2 separate regions of the Homo sapiens genome follow, and region 2 is linked to region 1. A link is a loop called in an ENCODE intact Hi-C map of the cell type or tissue named here. Cell type or tissue: natural killer cell. All regions are shown on one strand. Links, peaks and the distances in the headings refer to the core of each region. The heading gives the core; the rest is flanking DNA.

Region 1 (9,041 bases), core at 238-8,237:
TACTCCCCTTGAGCTTTTGTTTTCTCATCTGTTGAAGATACCCATGCCTGTCTCAATAACTTTTTATAAAGAAGAGATAAGATGACAACCAGGGCCAGGCACTGTGGCTCATGCCTACAATCCCAGCACATTGGGAGGCTGAGGCGGGCAGATCACCTGAGGTCAGGAGTTCGAGACCAGCCTGGGCAACATGGTGAAACCCCGTCTCTACTAAAAATAAAAAAATTAGCCAGGCGTGATGGCACACAAGAGAATCTCTTGAATCCAGGAGGTGGAGGTTGCAGTGAGATCGCGCCATTGTACCCCAGCCTGGGCAACAGAGTGAAACCCTGTCTCAAAAAAAAAAAAAAAAAGAAAAGAAAAAAGAAAAAGATGACAACCAACCAGCATAGAAAGCATATCCTACCATAATGGCTAGCACTTAGTAGGTGCTTAAAAATGTCACATCTGGAAGGTTCGTTCTAAACATTTGTGCCTGCCCCCACAACGGAAACTTCTCTCCTCCCCAGATCCCCAGATCCATGAATAAGTGGAAGGGCAGAAGCTCCAGTGGTCTTCTGGAAGTCAGAGAACCCAAGTTAGAGGTCAATAACGTCCTGGTGGATTGGGAGTAACCCTACAAACGTGAGACTCTTGTTTTAGCTCTGACTGTCCTAATGGCTGGCGATGGGGCCTTGGGCAAGTCACTTGCCCTTTCTGGTTCTCAGCCTCTCTGTCTGGACTATGAGATGGAGTGGCCTAGACCAGAGGTTTTTCAAATTGTGTTCCACAGAAGCTTGGGTGCCTCAGGGAACTCTGTGGTAGGGAGAGGGATGAGACTGAATGGGTGGGGCTCTGGGCCCCTGAGCCTGCTTTGATGGAATTTATATGTGCCAAGGCTTTAAAAAAACAGTTTGAGGCCAGGCACAGTGGCTCACGCCTGTAATCCCAACACTTTGGGAGGCCGAGTCAGGTGGATCACCTGAGGTCAGGAGTTTGAGACGGGCCTGGCCAACATGGCAAAACTCCGTCTCTACTAAAAATACAAAAATAAAAATAAAAATAAAAATAACTGGGCGTGGTGGCAGGCACTTGTAATCCCAGCTACTACTCAGGAGGCTGAGGCAGGAGAATCACCTGAACCTGGGAGGCGGAGGTTGCAGTGAGCCGAGGTCGTGCCATTGCACTCCAGCCTGGGCAAGAGAGCGAGACTCCATCTCAAAAAAAAAAAAAAAAAAAGTTTGAAAACTCTGACCGCATGCTTTTGGCTTTGATAGGGAAAGAGAGCTCCTTGGCCACTTCCTCAATCCCAGAGTGCATGAGTTCCCTGGCCTGGGAGCAGATACACCAAGAGAGGCACTGGATCCCAAAGGTACCCCAAAGCTCCATTTTCTCCCACACCACCCATCCTGAGCTGTCTTTCTGTCCCAGAACTCCTCTCTGACAGTTCCAACTGCCCAAAACCAGGCTACTTCCACCAGATGCCCTGAGGAACAGTATGGCAAGGGGCCCTGGGCAGGGAAGAGGCTGAGGAGGAGGAACAGGCCCTGGCCACCTCTTTCCTTTAGGAGGGTACGACAGTTCCCAGTGGCCCAACCTCCCAGGGCGTTCTCCCAGAGTGTGGAGGGCGGGGGCCTAATCTGCATTTGGGACAAAGCCTACCCGGTGCTCGAGTGTTGTTGTCATGGAAACTCAAAAGGTGTTATTAGCATCTTTTCAACTCAGTGGCCCTGTGTGGTCCAGTCCATGCAATCTTAGCAGTAGCACACCATCACCCTGGCAACCCATTAGCCTAGTGTTGTTACCATGGAAACTCCAGTAAGGTCGATCAGTCCGGGAAGTTCCCAGAGGAGATAGGCACTGGGAGATCTGCCCAGCAGTGCCTACTCTGAGGGTCTCCCAGCTGACAGTGACCTGCTCTGCATACACTGACAGTAGTTTAGGATCTTTTCCGGAGCGAGCTAACAGTCCATGTGACAGGAAAGAATTTGGCCCTGCAGACTGGCAGGTCTATGCCTCGTTACCATGGAAATGCTGCTTGTCAGGATCTCAAAGCACAGTGCAAAACTAACTCTTCCAGGAGACTGAGGCTGGCAGGAAAGGAGGCTGTGAGCCTGTTCTTCATTCACATGCCCATTCATTCATTCATTCGTTCATTCAGTATTTAGTGCACGCTCATTAATACAGTGGGCACTGCGTATGTCCGAGGCTCTAACTGGAGCAAACAGGTGGGCTCACCAACTCTCTTCAATTGAAAAGTATATTGAGGTGGAGGGGACCATCTTACTTCCTGTGTCAACCTCCACTGGAGGAAAAGGAGTTGACATGCCCAAAGGAATGGAATCGGGGGGTCTCTGTGTGTCGAGGGGTACAGGGAGAATACTTGCTTTCTGTAGCCTCCTGTTTTTCACCTATCCCCTGCTTAAGCCTTCAGGAAACAGATCTTTGTGTGGTCTGGATCACCAAAGGCTTGGCCAGACATGCTAGAAGTTTCCAGCAGCCACAGCTAAGTGAAGTTAGAACAGGCTACGTTGGGAAGCAATGAGCTCCCCATCACTGGAGATGTACAAGCAGAGGCAAAAAATCCTGCTCAGTGAGGGCCATGTAGAGCCCGCAGAGCACAATGATTCAGAGCTCAGATTCTGGAGCCAGATAGCCAGTCTTCAAATCTTGGCTCAGTTTACCAGCTGTGTGACTTTGGGCAATTCACTTAATCATACTGAGCCTTGATTTCCTCATTTGTAAATGGGAATGATAAGAGTTTCTTCCTCATGGGCTTGTTGTGGGGATGAAATGCGTATAATATATAAAGCACTTAGAACAGTACCTAACATATAATTGCTCAAGAAATGGTAGCTTGTATTATCCCTTGATGGCCCAACTAAAGTCCCTGACAAGCTTGGGATTCTATATGACTATGGGTCACTAATCTTCCTGCACACGGAAAATCAGAAAGGGACTCTGGCAAGGGTAAGATTCTGTGCTGACCAGAGAGCTGGCTGAGGGTAGCACCTCTGAGCTTTGAGCTCATCACCACTTGCGTGCTTCCAGCAATAGTTTTCCTTTCCAAGTACTTTTGGATCCATGTCTCAATTGGGCCTAAAGACAACAGCAAAGGGCACAGTTACCATCCCCTGTGATAGATAATGGGAAGTAAAGCTAAGAGCGGGAGAGTGGCTCACCTACCAAGTGGCACAACTGGGATGGAAGCTTTCTCTCTGTCACACCACCTCACAGTCCCCAGGGCCGCCATAAGGGGAGGACAGCAGTTGGGAAGGAGCAAGTCATGGGCTGGGCGGAGGAGGAGCCCAGCATGACAATAACCTATGAAAATCAGCTTTCCACTGTCTGCACTTCTGCAAGGAGGAGTTGAGGCCAAAGCCAGGGAGCAGAAGGGGGTATTTCCTAGAAATGCGGCGGGAGTGGCTGGTGTGCTCCACCCATGGGCAAAGGACAAGGCTCGGCCTGCGTGTGAGCACTCACTTGGAGCTGAACTTGGAGCCTCCAGAGCTCCCATCCCTCTGAGCTCACTCAGAAAGCTTTCCCTTTGGGCAAAGTCCAAGGGGGTCATTCAACTGTGATCTGACACTTCTGCTTTCAACTTAATAGCTCAAGTATTTAACGGATGGCTCATGGCCTCACCAAGGGATTTTGCTTGCCGAGACTAGCAAGGTGGGCTAGTGTTTTCATGCCATTTGGAGGAGCAATGAGAAAGGATTGTTTAAAAAAAAAAAAAACTTTGCCTGAGAACAAGAGTAACGCCCTAACTCATGGCCTCATGAAGCTCCAGGTTAAAATGCACACGTTACCTGGGAGTATGGGAATTGGACAGGGGCAATAGTGAAAAATCTTTAATAGCCAGCAAGGTCTGGACACCAACTGATTAGAATGTTTGCTGGCCAGAAACACGCTATAGGGATGCACCAGCCCAGATAGAGGAAAACAGCAGCCCTGGATGTGGGCCTTGGCAGGGGCCGGGTGAAGGGAGGGTTTGCTCCCTGAGAGGTCCCATGAGCACACGCAGGAATCAGATCTGCCTATGGCCACCAGAAGGTATGAGATTTCCCACAGCAGCTGGTGGTGGGGGGGTGGGCAGGGTTGGTGTATCTGGTAGGGGGAAAACTGGTGGGAACATGGGGTTCACTGAGGGAAGAGCTCCTTGGGACAGCTCGAGGGCCAGACAGCCTAGGACAGTCCTGTAAGGATGCAAATGGGGCCTGGCCTGGCCTTGGAGACCCAGATGCTGCCCTCTGCCCTCACAGACTTCACCCCTGGTGCCTCTGGGTGGCAACTTCTCTCCCTCTCTCAGTGAACATGCATACGGACTATAATATGCTACACAGCGTGGAGCAAATATGCATACCCATTCGGTGTTCACACAAGCACATGCATGGAGCCCACGTATGCCCATGACCTGTAGAGGCATCCTCTCAAGTCAGTGGGGCACACCCACAAAATTGTTCAGACTCAGAATCTTGGAGCAGAAGCAATTTTAGAGCTGCCCCCATTAAAAAAGTCGTCTTTGATGAACGCCAGTCAGCCACTCCTCTACACACACTTTGGCGTTTGCTCGTTCTCACACCTCCTGCAGAACAGGAAAGAGGAGATGACCTCGGGAACTTTCTTAAAATGGCCTGTGCCTAGACTTGACGCAAGCCTGAAGAAGTCCCTGCAGTTCCAGGACTCAGCCAGCAGGGGGCAGCCTCTCATGACACACTGGGTTTCCCCCAAAGAATAAGCAGGCTTGGAGAAGAAAGAGAGGCCGACTGCAAAGAAAGGGAAACATATAAGAAGTTTCCAGAGTGTCCGGCCATCAAGCTGACCCAGATGCATGTAGCCAGCCACTCCTGTGGGTGAGGAATTCTCAGCCCCTCATATTCAGCTGGTGAATTGATAGAGTCTGGGGCAAGTTATCAGAAGAGGATGTCTTAGTGACCATAGTACATCCTGCTTGCCCAGCCTAGAGCCACAGAGGGAATCAGCCAGCACACAGGAGTTCAGTGGAATCTCTCATTCTGCAAGTCACAGCCTCTCTCAGGGCCTGCTTCGTTGTCTGTGAAATGGGTTTAACAATAAATCACATCTGCTTCCTCCCACCTTGGTGCTTTGGACACAAGCCCTGTGCTCCCTCTGCTGAGACCTCCTTTCTCCAGCTTAACCCCTACTCACTCCTGAGGTGTCAGCTCCCACTTCACCTCCAGGAAGCTTTCTCTGACCCCAGATCGTGCACTCAGTGATAAACTTCCTAGAGGCCTGTTTTTCGCCTCCAGGGCCCTTGCCACAGTTCCTGGTTAGACATTCGGTTGTGATTTTTGAATAACATCTGTTTCCCTCTCCAGGTATTAAGGAATGTGGTACAAAGTAGGCCCTCAATAAACATTCAGCGAATGCTGAGAAATGAATTCCCATAGCTCTTTTACAGATCAAAAAGCACTTTCACATGCAAACAGGGTGGTCTTCATGGTACCCGCTGAGAACGATGGGGTTTTTTCCCCGTTACACACACAGCACTCTCTACTGTACCAAACATTTTAACTTCAGAAACTTCAGTCACTAGAAGCCCGAGAGGGAGCCAGGGATTCTTACTTCCATTTTAGAAAAGGTAAAGCTGAGGCCTAGAAAGGTGAAGTGACTGACCCAGGCTTGGAACTTGGAGGAGTCAGGATGTTTAAGTCTCCGCATCCCATGCTGGAAGGTATGATCATTACATTCCCTCATTATCACTGTCAGCATCGTCACCTCCATTGTGGCTATGGCCATGCCTAGTCTGGTGAGGAGGTGTACAGTTGGCGAGCACAAAGGCTTTTGAAGGTGGCGGGCAGAAGTCTGGGTTCCAATTCTGGCCTCACCTGCAGGTGACCATCGGGGCTAGGAGAGCATCCAGGGAGGATTCATGGGGGAGGGGAGCCTTGGCTGGCAGTTGGAGGACCCGGAGAATTGGAGGAAGGTGGAGAACCTGGGAAGGGAAGTCTGGGGAAACTAGAAGAGCACTGGAAATGGGTTTTGGGTGACTTAGGCTGAGGCTTTCCCTGCTTCTGCTTCCTAAAAGATGGGTATGAAGCTCCCTCCCTCGCAGGTCCTGCTGAGGCCGGTGCGCAGGCTCAGGGCCAGGAGAACATCCCTGGGGTTGCGGGGGAGTGGTACAGAGGGCGCTGTGGCTACAACAGCTAATGAGGGATGTCACACCCTCACCACACACCTTTCGCTGGTGCCTCCCAGAGGAAAGGTGAGGACCAAGTCTTTCTCCACTGTTCCTCCTCCACTGTCCCTTGCATGGTGTCCTGCACAGAGTAGGCGTTTTTTTTTTTTCTTTTGCTGTTGTTTGTTTTGCTTGTTTGTTTGAGATGGAGTCTTGCTCTGTCGTCCAGGCTGGAGTGTAGTGGTGCAACCTCCGCCTCCCAGGTTCAACGGATTCTCCCGCCTCAGCCTCCTGAGTAGCTGGGACTACAGGTGCCCACCACCACACGCAGCTAATTTTTGTATTTTGTAGAGACGGGTTTTTGCCATGTTGGCCAGGATAGTCTCGAACTCCTGACCTCAGATGATCCACCCACTTCGGCCTCCCAAACTGCTGGGATTACAGGCATGAGCCACCACGCCTGGCCAAGGGTAGGCATTTTTTAGCTGATTGTTTTGGGGTAGGGGTAGGCCAAAGAGCTCTTTATAGGCTTGGGTTCTAAAAGTTTGGGCATAGATTGAGAGAAGGGGAGCTCCTTTTGAAACTTACACAAGGCATGGGACCTAAAACTTGACAGGCAATTTGGGAGTGGGAATGGGGGTGGGGCAGGCTGTGGAGCTGAGCTAGAGGGTAGCCCAGAGTAGAGGGAAGGATGAAAGAGGATAATCAGATCAGAAGGTCTCTGCAGTGCTGGAGGTGGAAGGGGCTGTGTGGTGAGATTCCCTCCTCCATCCCCCTGCACTCCTCACTGGGACCTTTTTCCTCCCTGCTTTGTTTATCCTCTCTTATCTTTCCATATCCCTCACATCTGAGGAGTTGGGAATTTCCAAAGGAGAGAGGAACTCCAGGCTTCCAGAAAGCTCAGGAGCCTAGAGACATGGGGGATGAAACCCCCCATAACGTATGCCAAAGTCACCAGCCTCTATCCCTACACCTGCTGGGGAGGGAGCCAGAGATGTCTCTGCCTAGATGGAAAAAGAGGCACCCTCTTTCCAACAGGCCTCTCACAGCCCCCAAATCACAAGCAGTTCTGTTGCCCTGGGACTGAGGGTGCCAAAGCGAAGCCCCTCCCCTACAGACGAGAGGTGACTGCAGCCCTGGAGGGAATGCTTGGCATTTCAGCAGTGCCTTTGCCTTCCTTTAAAGCAATGCCACCTTGTTTCTCTCAGTTCGTTTGCACATACCACAGAAGATCTTTAGACTAATGGCTTACCTTCTCAGTGACTCAGTTTCCTCAGCTATAAAATGGGATTGTGATGGGGACTGACTAAGTCAGGACAGGTGAAGTTCCTCAAACAGTGCTTGGCACATGAGAAGCGCTCTACATGAGTTTGCTAGGACTATCTAGCTATGTTCCTTAAGCGTTCACTTATCCTTTCTGAGTCCCACTTTCTTCATTTGTAAAAATAACAGGGCTTAGGGTACTGAATGATCTCTCAGGCTCATGTCAGCTCTGCCCTTCTATGATTCTGTGTGTTTAAGGTAGGGAAAGCAGAGATTGTCATCCTATGAAAATAGATGAGGGAGAACCAGGACCCCTGATAGATGAACAGACCTGCCTGGAGTCACACAGCCAGTTACTGACCAAGCTGGGGTTAGGATCCAGAGCTCAGAACCCCAAGTTTCACACCACCAGGCTAGCTCTGCAGCAGTGTGCCAATTTTTTAACATTCAGGGAAGATCAGAAAGCATTTAATTTGTGCAAAGGGAGAAGTATGGAATGGAGGTTCCAGCAGGCCCTGGGGTTATGGGAAGCTTGTGCAACCCACGTAACCCAGCAGTGGACTTCCTCACTGGCTTAGGTTCCCATTTTCCTGCCATATGCCTAATTCTTCTCCCAGAGCTCCTCCCTACAGGTCCCTGGGTCAGGTCCTGAATTGCCTCTGGAGGGCAGCCTGAATCACCCCCCACTGTTAGCTGGGACCCCAACAAATCCCTAGTCACAAGCAGGTGCTTCACATCTACCCACCCAGGTGTCCTGGGCAGGTGAGGAGGCTGAGACCCAGAAAGGGCCAAGGAAAGACTTTGCTAAGCTACCCAGCAAGCCCTGGGTAGAAGCAGATTCAGGACTGGAACCCACGTTTCTGAGCCCCTGGCCTTGTGCAGAAAGGAACCCCAATGGCCAAGCAGGTGTGCTGGAACAGGTGCCTGGCTCCACAATTCCAGACAGATCAGGTGCTAATGGTGAGCACTTAACACCTTTGGAGAGGCCTCCTGGGCTGCTGCCCAAGCTAAGCTTCTACAAGGAAAAATGCCGAGGACGTAATCTGTCCCTGGGGAGGCCCTAAAGGTTATCTGGGAGACCGGAAATTTCTAGTGACTGAGGCACACTCATGGTGGGAAAGAGGACCCTTAGCAGAAGCAGGGAAGCTATCATAGTTTGTTTTCTGTAGCCACAGACTGGGTAACTTATAAAAAAAATAGTTTATTTAGCTCACAGCTCTGGAGGCTGGGAAGTCCAAGGGCATGGCACTGGCGTCTGGTGAGGGACTTTTTGCTAAATCATGACGTGGTAGAATGGCATCACATGGCAAGAGGGCAAGAGTGTGCCAGCTCAGGTCTCTCTTCCTCTTCTTATAAAGCCACCAGTTCCATCATAGGGGCACAACCCTGATGACCTTATTTAATTTTAATTACCTACCAAAGGCACCACCTCCAAATACCATCAACATATGAATTTAGGGATTAAATTTCCAAAACATGAAGTTGAAGGATGCATTCAAACCATAGCAGCAGCTGACCTGAGCCGGGGACAGACCCAGGTTTGAAGCTCTACTCACCCATGAGTGGCTCTATGAATTTGAACAAGTGACCTCACCTCCATGAGCCTGATTTTTCATCTATAAATTGGGGTAATGATGGCTGCCCTGTCCAGTTCTCAGGG
Region 2 (9,041 bases), core at 560-8,559, 120 kb after region 1:
CTAAGGGGAGGAGGACCAGGAAATGCCTCCCAACAACTTAGCCACTACCCCAGGGCACTCACACTCCCAGCTTTAGCACCCAGTGGGACTCTACTCTTTCCGACATGGCTCAGGACTTCTTGTCTGATCCCTATGGCTGGGCTTCAGATATTCCAGGGACCCACTGGAACTGTGTGCTGACTGCTAAGTATCTGCATTTTTCTGGGGGGAAAAGATCCATAACTCTCAACAGCATCTCAAAGACGCCCACTCCCCCACCCCCCCCCCCCGGCAAAAAGATTGAGTAACATGCAGAGGTAGATGATACAAGCATGCTGTTGGTAATCTTTGGAGGCCAAAGGAAACAGTGGGGCAAAAGTGTCAGAAATGCTTGCCTCTGGCCGGGTGCGGTGACTCACGCCTGTAATCCCAGCACTTTGGGAGGCCAAGGTGGGCGGATCACCTGAAGTCAGGAGTTCAAGACCAGCCTGACCAACATGTTGAAACGCCGTCTCTACTAAAAATACAAAAATTAGCTGGGCATGGTGGCAGGCATCTGCAAACCCAGCTACCTGGGAGGCTGAGGCAGGAGACTTGCTTGAACCTGCGAGGTGGAGATTGCAGTGAGATCTTGCCACTGCACTCCAGCCTGGGTGACAGAGCAAGATACTGTCAAAAAAGAAAGAAAAGAAAGAAAAAGAAAGAAAGGAAGAAAGAAAGAAAGAAAGAAAGAAAGAAAGAAAGAAAGAAAGAAAGAAAGAAAGAAAGAAAGGAAGGAAGGAAGGAAGGAAGGAAGGAAGGAAGGAAGGAAGGAAGGGAGGAAGGAAAGAAGGAAGGAAGGAAAGGAAAAAAAGAGGAAAAGAAAAGCTTGCCTCAGGCAGATCAGCATTAAATATTCCTTGTCAATTCTCTTCCCAGGGCTCTTCAACCTTCGAGCCAGTGACATCCCCTATAACCCCTTCTTCTATTCCTACACGCTGCTCACAGACTCTTCTATTAGGTATGGCTTTTCCTTAGCTTGCTGTTGTGGACTTTCTCCAACTTCCACCCTCTTGATGCCCCACCACTGATCCCGCCTTAATATACAGCCCTCTGGCTGCCCATCAGCTCGGCGCCTGCTGCAGCACGACCCTTTAGAAAACCCCCTGTTGTCTTTTCCTGACTCTTTAAACCTCTGTCCCTATTGAATCCCAAATCTGGCCTGCTTGGCTCCCTGGGGCTGGCTTCCTTTGACCTCCAGGAACAGAGGGACTGTGACTGCCTCTGGTCCTTTGCATCCTTAGCAGATGCTCAGGACCCTCCTTGTCTTCCCACCCCACCCAGGTTGTTTGCAAACAAGAGTCGCTTTAGCTCCGAAACCTTGAGCTATCTGAACTCCAGTTGCACAGGCCCCATGTGTGTGCAAATCGAGGATTACAGCCAAGTTCGTGACAGCATCCAGGCCTACTCATTGGGAGATGTGAGGATCTGGATTGGGACCAGCTATACCATGTATGGGATCTATGAAATGATACCCAAGGTGGGTTTGCCAGGCCCCAGCCCAAGCCAGGCACCAATCCCCACTCTAGGCCTGAGAAGTCTTAACCTAAAGTGAGGTGAAGCCCCTCAGCCATTCAGTCATCTGGTCAGCCAACAACTGTGCAGTGAGTTCCCTTCTTGGCCTAACTGGGAAGAGCCAGAAGAGGAAACAGGGATGGCCATCCAGAGAGCTCATAAAATTGTCAGGAGGCTGGAGAGTATACGGCCTGATCTAGCAGAGACTTTGGAGTCAGCCAAACTTGAAAATGAATTCCAGCTCTGTCCCTAACTAGCTGTGCAGTGACTTTGGACAAGCAACTTAGCCAATCTGGGTCTTTTTCTTCACCTATAAAATGGCAATAAGAGTCCTGACCTCGCAGGAGTCGCTCAGTGGAGATCTAAAGGAGATAGTGTATATGACTGACACATGGTAGTGTCCAATAAATGGTAGCTGTCATGATATGTACAGGAAACTTACACTGTCAGGACAGCCTGTCGAGTGACTCAGGCCAGACTCTGATCCATCCCAGAGTGCTGGTGGGATCCGAAGACAGGGAGTTCATTGCCAAGCAAGGCAGTGTCAATCAAGGAAGCCTTCCTGGAAGGAGAGAGGGTTCAGCTGGACGTGGAAAACTAGGAAAGACAGAAAGCACACACAGAGTAGAGAGCATTGCCACGAAATGGTGGCAAATCTCACGTCTGCTGGGTCCTCCTGCCAGTCCTCTGAAAACACCCCTGTGCCATGGAGACCTCCTTTACTGTGCCCCCAGACCTGTGCCCCCAGACCTCCTTTTCTCCTCCCTGCCCCCAACAGGAGAAACTCGTGACAGACACCTACTCCCCAGTGATGATGACCAAGGCAGTGAAGAACAGCAAGGAGCAGGCCCTCCTCAAGGCCAGCCACGTAAGTCCACGTTCAGGCAGACATGGCCTTTTGGGAGTATCCAGCCTAATGAGTTAGAAAGGAAAGGCCTCCAGAAGAGCCTGAAGAAGACCCTCAATGAAACAAAGAAGCAAGCTGGGCGCGGTGGCTCACGCCTGTAATCCTAGCACTTTGGGAGGCCAAGGTGAGAGGATTGCTTGAGCTCAGGAGTCCGAGAGCAGCCTGGCCAACATGGTGAAGCCCTGTCTCTACTAAAAATACAAAAATTAGCCAGGCGTGGTGGCGATCACCTGTAGTCCCAGCTACTCAGGAGGCTGAGGCACGAGAATCGCTTGAACCTGGGAAGTAGAGGTTGCAATGAGCTGAGATCATGCCACTGCACTCCAGCCTGGGCGAGACTAGGTCAAAAAAAAAGAAAGAAAGAAAGAAAAAGAAATAAAGAAGCAGACACCAAATTATTCCTGGGCGCCCACATGCACCTCATATCCTTGCCCCCAATATAGTACAGTGGTTTAGAGCACAGGCCCTGGAGCTAGGGTGCCTTGAGTTCAAACCACAGCTCCACCCAATTCCTAACTGGGTGACCTTGACCAAGTCATTTTACCTCTCTGGGCCTCAGTTACCCCATCTGTAAAATGAGGATCATAACAGTAATCTTACAGCATATGGTTGTTGTGAGAATTCAATGAATATGTATATTGCTCTGAGCACCACCTAGCACATTCTAAGTGTTAAATAAGTGTTAGCTATAATGATTTCCTCACACTGGCAAGAGGATGGCTCAATTTTTAAAAAAGAATTCTTGTTAAAATTAAGATAAACCACCTCATTTAAAAAAAACTTTGTCTCATAGGAAATTTTAAACACACACAAAGATAAAGAAAATAGCATCATAATCTCCAGTGTCCCTTCATCCAGCTTCAATAATCCTTGACTCATGGCCATTCTTGTCTTGTCTATAACCCCATGTTCATTACCACCACAACCACCCCCTCTGCTGCTGGATTCTTTTAAAAGTAAATCCTAGATAGTGTGTCATTTCTGCCGTCAACACAGAACTCTTTCAAAAACAGGAACACACTATGATCATATATAAACACTAACAAGAATTCTTTGACATCAAATAGCCAGTGTTTTCAAAGCTCCACATCCTGGAGCCGCTATCTGATCTCCATCATCTTGGAGCCTGTGGCTGCAACCAGACCTCACCCGGCTCCTCTGTTTCCCTGCTTCCCCAACTCCAGGTGCGGGACGCTGTGGCTGTGATCCGGTACTTGGTCTGGCTGGAGAAGAACGTGCCCAAAGGCACAGTGGATGAGTTCTCGGGGGCAGAGATCGTGGACAAGTTCCGAGGGTGAAGAGCCACGGCCGTCCTTTTTGGCTGACTGTCTTTTAGTGTGGCAGTGGGGGCAGGGAGGGGGAATTTGTCCCCTTACTTAGCAGAAAGGAAGATCCTCCTCATATGCGTGCTGGGTGGGGGAGGGCTCTGGAGAACAAGGAGTGACAGGTTCTTGGGTGGTCGGGGAGTTGAGCAGGGGGCGTTGGATGATATTTCCCGCCCCGCTGAAAGCAGGACAACTCGAAGGGCCACAACCCAATAGCGTCCCCTAGTGTCTGCTTCAGGTACGGTCTGAATCTCCCTGGGGGGTGCTGTGGCTCAGACCAGGTCAGCCCCTGGACCACTTGAGAATACCAGGTAGGGAGGAGGATTCCCGAAGGCATGCTTGGCCCAGGTCAGGGCCGGATTGTAGGTTTGAGGTACAGGATGCTCTCCCAGGACTGGGGGAGTTTTCAGATACAGAGAGCTGGGTTTCTTCACTCCTATCCGTAAAATGGAGGTGGAGAGGAAATAATGTGTGTCTACAGTGTGTCCTCTGATCTTCCTCTATAAATGACAGGTCAGGGCTTGAGGAGATGGAACCAGGAGGTGAGGGCTGGGAGAGCCAAATGGTGTCCAGTTGAGAGGTAGAGGCAGCCATGACCTTCATTGGATTTGATTAGATATCCCGGGCCCAGCCTAGTCCAGGGGCCCATTCATTGACCATGCCTTGCCTTGTACTTTCCAGAGAAGAACAGTTCTCCTCCGGACCCAGTTTTGAAACCATCTCTGCTAGTGGTCTGAATGCTGCCCTGGCCCACTACAGGTACTTGAGGAAAAAGAATTTTCTAGGGCCCTGTTGGGGCATCCTGTTGTGTGTGTAGAGGAACAGGGTGAGGGGAGGGGGATGTTCTGGGACCTGAGTCCACGTTGAAGGTCCGAGGCCCCTAGCCCTGTGGGGGCTGGGAGAGGAGCTCAGTGTGGAGTAGGGAGTTGCCTTGTAATGAAAAGGCCTGAGAGCTGGAGGCTGGGGGACCTGGAAGGAAGACACCGATGCCATTGGATGCTTTTCCCTGGCTTCCCATGTGTTGCTTATGTTAGCTAATGCTTAAAGCTCACGAGTTCACATGGAGAGAGGTCTGTTCACTCAGCCTGAACCAGCCAAGGTGGGCCCAAGATACAGGCTAGCCAGGTGTTTGGCCCTATAGAAAACAAACCCCTGCAGGCCTGCCTGATGAAAAGCTGACCAGCTGCCTCCGCCTGGCATGGGCACAGCAGGGAGAGGTCAATGCCCTCCAAGGGAGTGCCTGACATGTCCCAGAATTCCCTCCCCTGGTGTCCCCTGGTGTCTCCCACGCCTTCGGCTGCCTTGCCCCAGCCCCTCCTACCCACTCGGGCTAGAGTGGCAGGGTGGGTGCTCCTCGGCTTTACCACCTCTTGCTCAGCAGCCCCACCCTGGAGGTATCCTCCCTTCCTGTGCTCTGCTTCTTCTCAGGGCCCTCTGCTCTCGGAGGCAGCAGGAAGTTAGAGACAAAGGGCCGGAGGGAGCATCTGGGTAGAGGCCCAGCTCTTTGCCGCTTTACCGCGCATCCTCGTGCAAGCCCCTTGGCCTCCATAGGCCTGCTTCTCCTTATGGAAAAGGAGACAGCTGAGCTGGGGGGTCTCTAGGGCTCTCCCAGCTCTCATATTCTGGGCTTTACCCTCTCTCTCCTCCCTGGGGACCAGGGCCTGGCTCAGCCAGGTGCAGGATTAACAGACGTGTGCTGAGGACAGCAGCAACGGAAGCTGAGTTCTCTTCCAGGGCCCTTTGGGATAGAATGACTTCCTCCAGAGGGACTGGCCTGGAAGCCCAGGCCCCAGAGGTCCTCCCACCAAGGCCTCCCACGTGACCCAGTGCAGGGTTAGGCTGCCCTTCTCAACATTCTCTCCCCTTCTCAGCCCGACCAAGGAGCTGAACCGCAAGCTGTCCTCAGATGAGATGTACCTGCTGGACTCTGGGGGGCAGTACTGGTATGTACCCCGACCTCACCCTAGCCTGGATGTCTCTGCTCAGACCTCCTGAGCCTGCCAAGAGTCAGCCAAAGCTTTCCCTTCCTGGGCCACGGATTCTTCGTCTGAAAAAGGAGAGATCTGGAATGAGCCCCGAACATCCTACCCATTTTCACACATGGGGGTCCCTGCACAGTGGGAAATACACAGAGGCTGGAATAGTGGCAGGACCCAGGCAGCACCTCTGTGGGAATTAGGAAAAGACTCCCTTTGCTTAAGTTGCTGTTTTTTGTGGGTTGTTTGTTTGTTTGTTTCTTGACAGAGTCTCACTCTGTCGCCCAGGTTTGGAGTGCAGTGGCGCGATCTTGGCTCACTGCAACCTCTGCATCCCGGGTTCAAGTGATTCTCCTGCCTCAGCCTCCCAAGTAGCTTGGATTACAGGTGTCCACCACCATGCCCAGCTATATATATATATATATATATATATATACACACACACACACATATATATATACACACACATATATATACACACACATACACACACACACACACACATATATATATATGTATGTATTAGTAGAGATGGAGTTTCACCATGTTGGCCAGGCTGTTCTCAAACTCCTGACCTCAGGTGATCCACCTGCCCCAGCCTCCCAAAGTGCTGGGATTACAGACATGAGCCACCATGCCCAGCCTCAAGTAAAATGTTTTCTAAGTCCACGTATTATTACACAGTCTGAGCAACTATACTCAATGTCCCTGCCTGGCCACACAAACACATATACCCTACTCTCATCCACTAGTGCACACCCTGGACACCCCCGCACCACCAACGTCATGCAGACTCCTCAGCCCCCTCTTCCCCATGGCACTGTTCAGGGTGGAGGTGGGGGCAGATGAGAGAAGCAACCCTTTTGATGGGCTACCTTTGTACAGTGTACAACCTGAATGCTCAGACATGACAGCCGTGCAGAATAGACTAACCTGGCCAGGCGTGGTGGCTCACACCTGTAATCCCAGCACTTTGGGAGGCCGAGGCGGGCAGATCACCTGAGGTCAGGAGCTTGAGACCAGCCTGGGCAACATGGTGAAACCCCATCTCTACTAAAAATACAAAAATTTTCCGGGTGTGGTGGAGCATGCTTCCCAAGGGAAACTGAGGCAGGAGAATCGCTTGAACCCGGGAGGCGGAGGTTGCAGTGAGCCGAGATCGTGACACTGCACTCCAGTCTGAGCAATAAGAGCAAGACTATAAAAGGAAGAAAGAAAGAAAGAAAGAAAGAAAGAAAGAAAGAAAGAAAGAAAGAAAGAAAGAAAGAAAGAGGGAGAGAGAGAAAGAGAGAGAGAGAGAGAGAGAGAAAGAAAGAAAGAAAGAAAGAAAGAAAGAAAGAAAGAAAGAAAGAAAGAAAGAAAGAAAGAAAGAAAAAGAATAGGCTAACCCCATTCCTTCCAAACGTGTGACTGATCATTCACACCAGAGTTGAGCTGAGCTGAGCTGACCTGAAAGATTTTCCCTTCTCATTGAGGAAGGAAGTGTGGGAAGCGTGGGGTGGGACAAAAGAAGGGCCGTACTGAACTGATGGAGGAGCAAGGAGTCCTGTGGAAATGGCGAATGTGCTAACGACAGAGGCTCTTTGCTTGTTCTTAGCACAGCTCTAGGGGATCCAGAGTAGCAGGCGCTCAGCTTAGCAGCCTTTGCTGGTCAGGAGTTCGATGCTGTGTGTACTTGAGATGGCCAATGAGCAAAGGGGAAGTGAATTTGTGGGGGCGTTGCTGGAATGGGGTGTGCTCAGAGTAGGGTGAGGCCGGGGAAATAGTCACCTCACTTCCTCTTCTTTCCTTCTGAAGAAGAAGGTCACCACACCCCATGACCCAAGGAGAAGCCCCAGGGCCCTGGGACCATTTCTCCCCTCTCCCTCACCAAGGCATGATCACAGGGGCCATCTGTGGCAACTGCTGCAGCTGGGAGTTGGGAGTCAGACCTTGGGACTGAGGCTTCACCTAACTGGAACTCAGCAAGTCACTGGGTCAGATCCGTGTTTGCCATGGAGAGGACTGTGTGGAGAGGCAGTGCTTGCTCTAGGCCTGGCTTCACTGAGGTTCAGAGAGGGAAACAGCCGCATGGCCTCAATGGCCTCATCTGTGAACTGGGGATAATGAGGCCTCTTCTACCATTCTTCCCAGGGAGCAGCAAAAGTGTCCTATAAATGGTCGACAACTATCTGAATATGAGAGTGTTATGATAATATAATCTCTCTGGACCTCAGTTTCCCCAGCTGTAAAAAGGGGACATTCCCCTTTCTGCCTCCCAGGAAGCCTGGAAGAAGCCTTGCTTTCATAACCAGCTGGACCCAAGGAAACCCAGACCTACAGAACAGCCAAAATGAGTGGGATGGGGGAGGAGTGTGTAGGGTGGGGAGTCACACTTGTCAGACAACTTAGTAACTTTTAACTTGATAGGTTTGCAGAGGCCTTTCACACATAGGTGCTGAAGAGGGGATTTTGATTATGGTAGCTGTCTTCTTCCTTTCGCCGTCCACCCATCCCATCCCAGCCCTGCCACTTGTGGAAAGCACACAGAAAGCACATGGCCCCAGTCCCTAGCCCCAGGCATTTGGCATGTTGGTTTTCCTTCTCCATAGGGACGGGACCACAGACATCACCAGAACAGTCCACTGGGGCACCCCCTCTGCCTTCCAGAAGGTAAGCATGGGCCCAGATTTCCCCTCACCACCTTCCCCCAAGGGGGCACCCAAGCAGTCAAGATCCCTTCCATTTCAGAGGCTAAAACTGAAGCTCAGAGAGGTTAAGTAGTTTGCCCAAGGTGACACCACTGGTGCCGGAAAACCCAGTGCTCCCTGCTGCTTCCCCGGGGATATTTCAGGCCACTGACAAGGCCTCAGCCCAAGCTGAGCCTCATCCTATTCTGGTAAATCAGTGCACAAATATTTTTTTGTTGTTGCCTGTGTGCCTGGCCCTGTACTCAGCAGAAAGGAGAAAGAAAGGCATCCCAAGTGGAGGAAAACGGCACAAGTGAAGCCTCCGCGGTGGAAAGGAGCCAGAGGTGTTCAGGAAACATCGAGGGCTGGCCAGCTGGGGCAGAGGCGAGGGCATTGTCTCTGTGCACCAGAGGGCCCTGGGGGTGGAGCAGCGAGCTGCCGTCATGCTGCATGCAGCAGGCCGACTATGGGGCAGACATTGTGCTGGAAACACAGAGAGGGGAACAAAATGCTGTCCAGGTCTCCAGGAGCTCACAGTTTAGCGGCGGAGTCTGCTGCCTCTGGCTGTCCTGCCCAAAGTGACAAGCCTGTGAACCTGTGTGGTGATGGAGATTGACCACATCGCCTCTGG

Evidence for each region. Hi-C counts contacts between places; a loop is a spot of excess contacts. Peaks named below come from ENCODE experiments on the same cell type or tissue, not always from the same donor. Only the 100,000 strongest peaks of a DNase experiment are listed, where the experiment ranks them.
Region 2: a loop joins it to region 1, with 12 times the contacts of the local background. A loop is called at or near these places in 2 of 110 quality-filtered maps.

What each region holds. Positions count from the first base shown.
Region 1 is chrX:129,633,020-129,642,060 of GRCh38, forward strand. No RefSeq gene overlaps it. Among named protein-coding and RNA genes, the nearest start is that of APLN, 17 kb to the right of the region's middle. RefSeq lists a silencer at 4,583-4,752. In natural killer cell, for the core only: CTCF peaks have their summits at 4,663 (motif pointing right) and 4,865; a DNase peak (open chromatin) is centred at 4,672.
Region 2 is chrX:129,750,848-129,759,888 of GRCh38, forward strand. It overlaps XPNPEP2 (X-prolyl aminopeptidase 2), which reads left to right. Exons shown (of 21, transcript NM_003399.6): 9 at 898-979; 10 at 1,303-1,498; 11 at 2,312-2,401; 12 at 3,625-3,734; 13 at 4,447-4,524; 14 at 5,637-5,708; 15 at 8,333-8,393. Among named protein-coding and RNA genes, the nearest start is that of XPNPEP2, 16 kb to the left of the region's middle. RefSeq lists an enhancer at 5,038-5,537. In natural killer cell, for the core only: a CTCF peak has its summit at 3,979 (motif pointing left); DNase peaks (open chromatin) are centred at 5,214, 5,704 and 7,424; H3K4me3 peaks cover 789 bases; H3K27ac peaks cover 3,322 bases.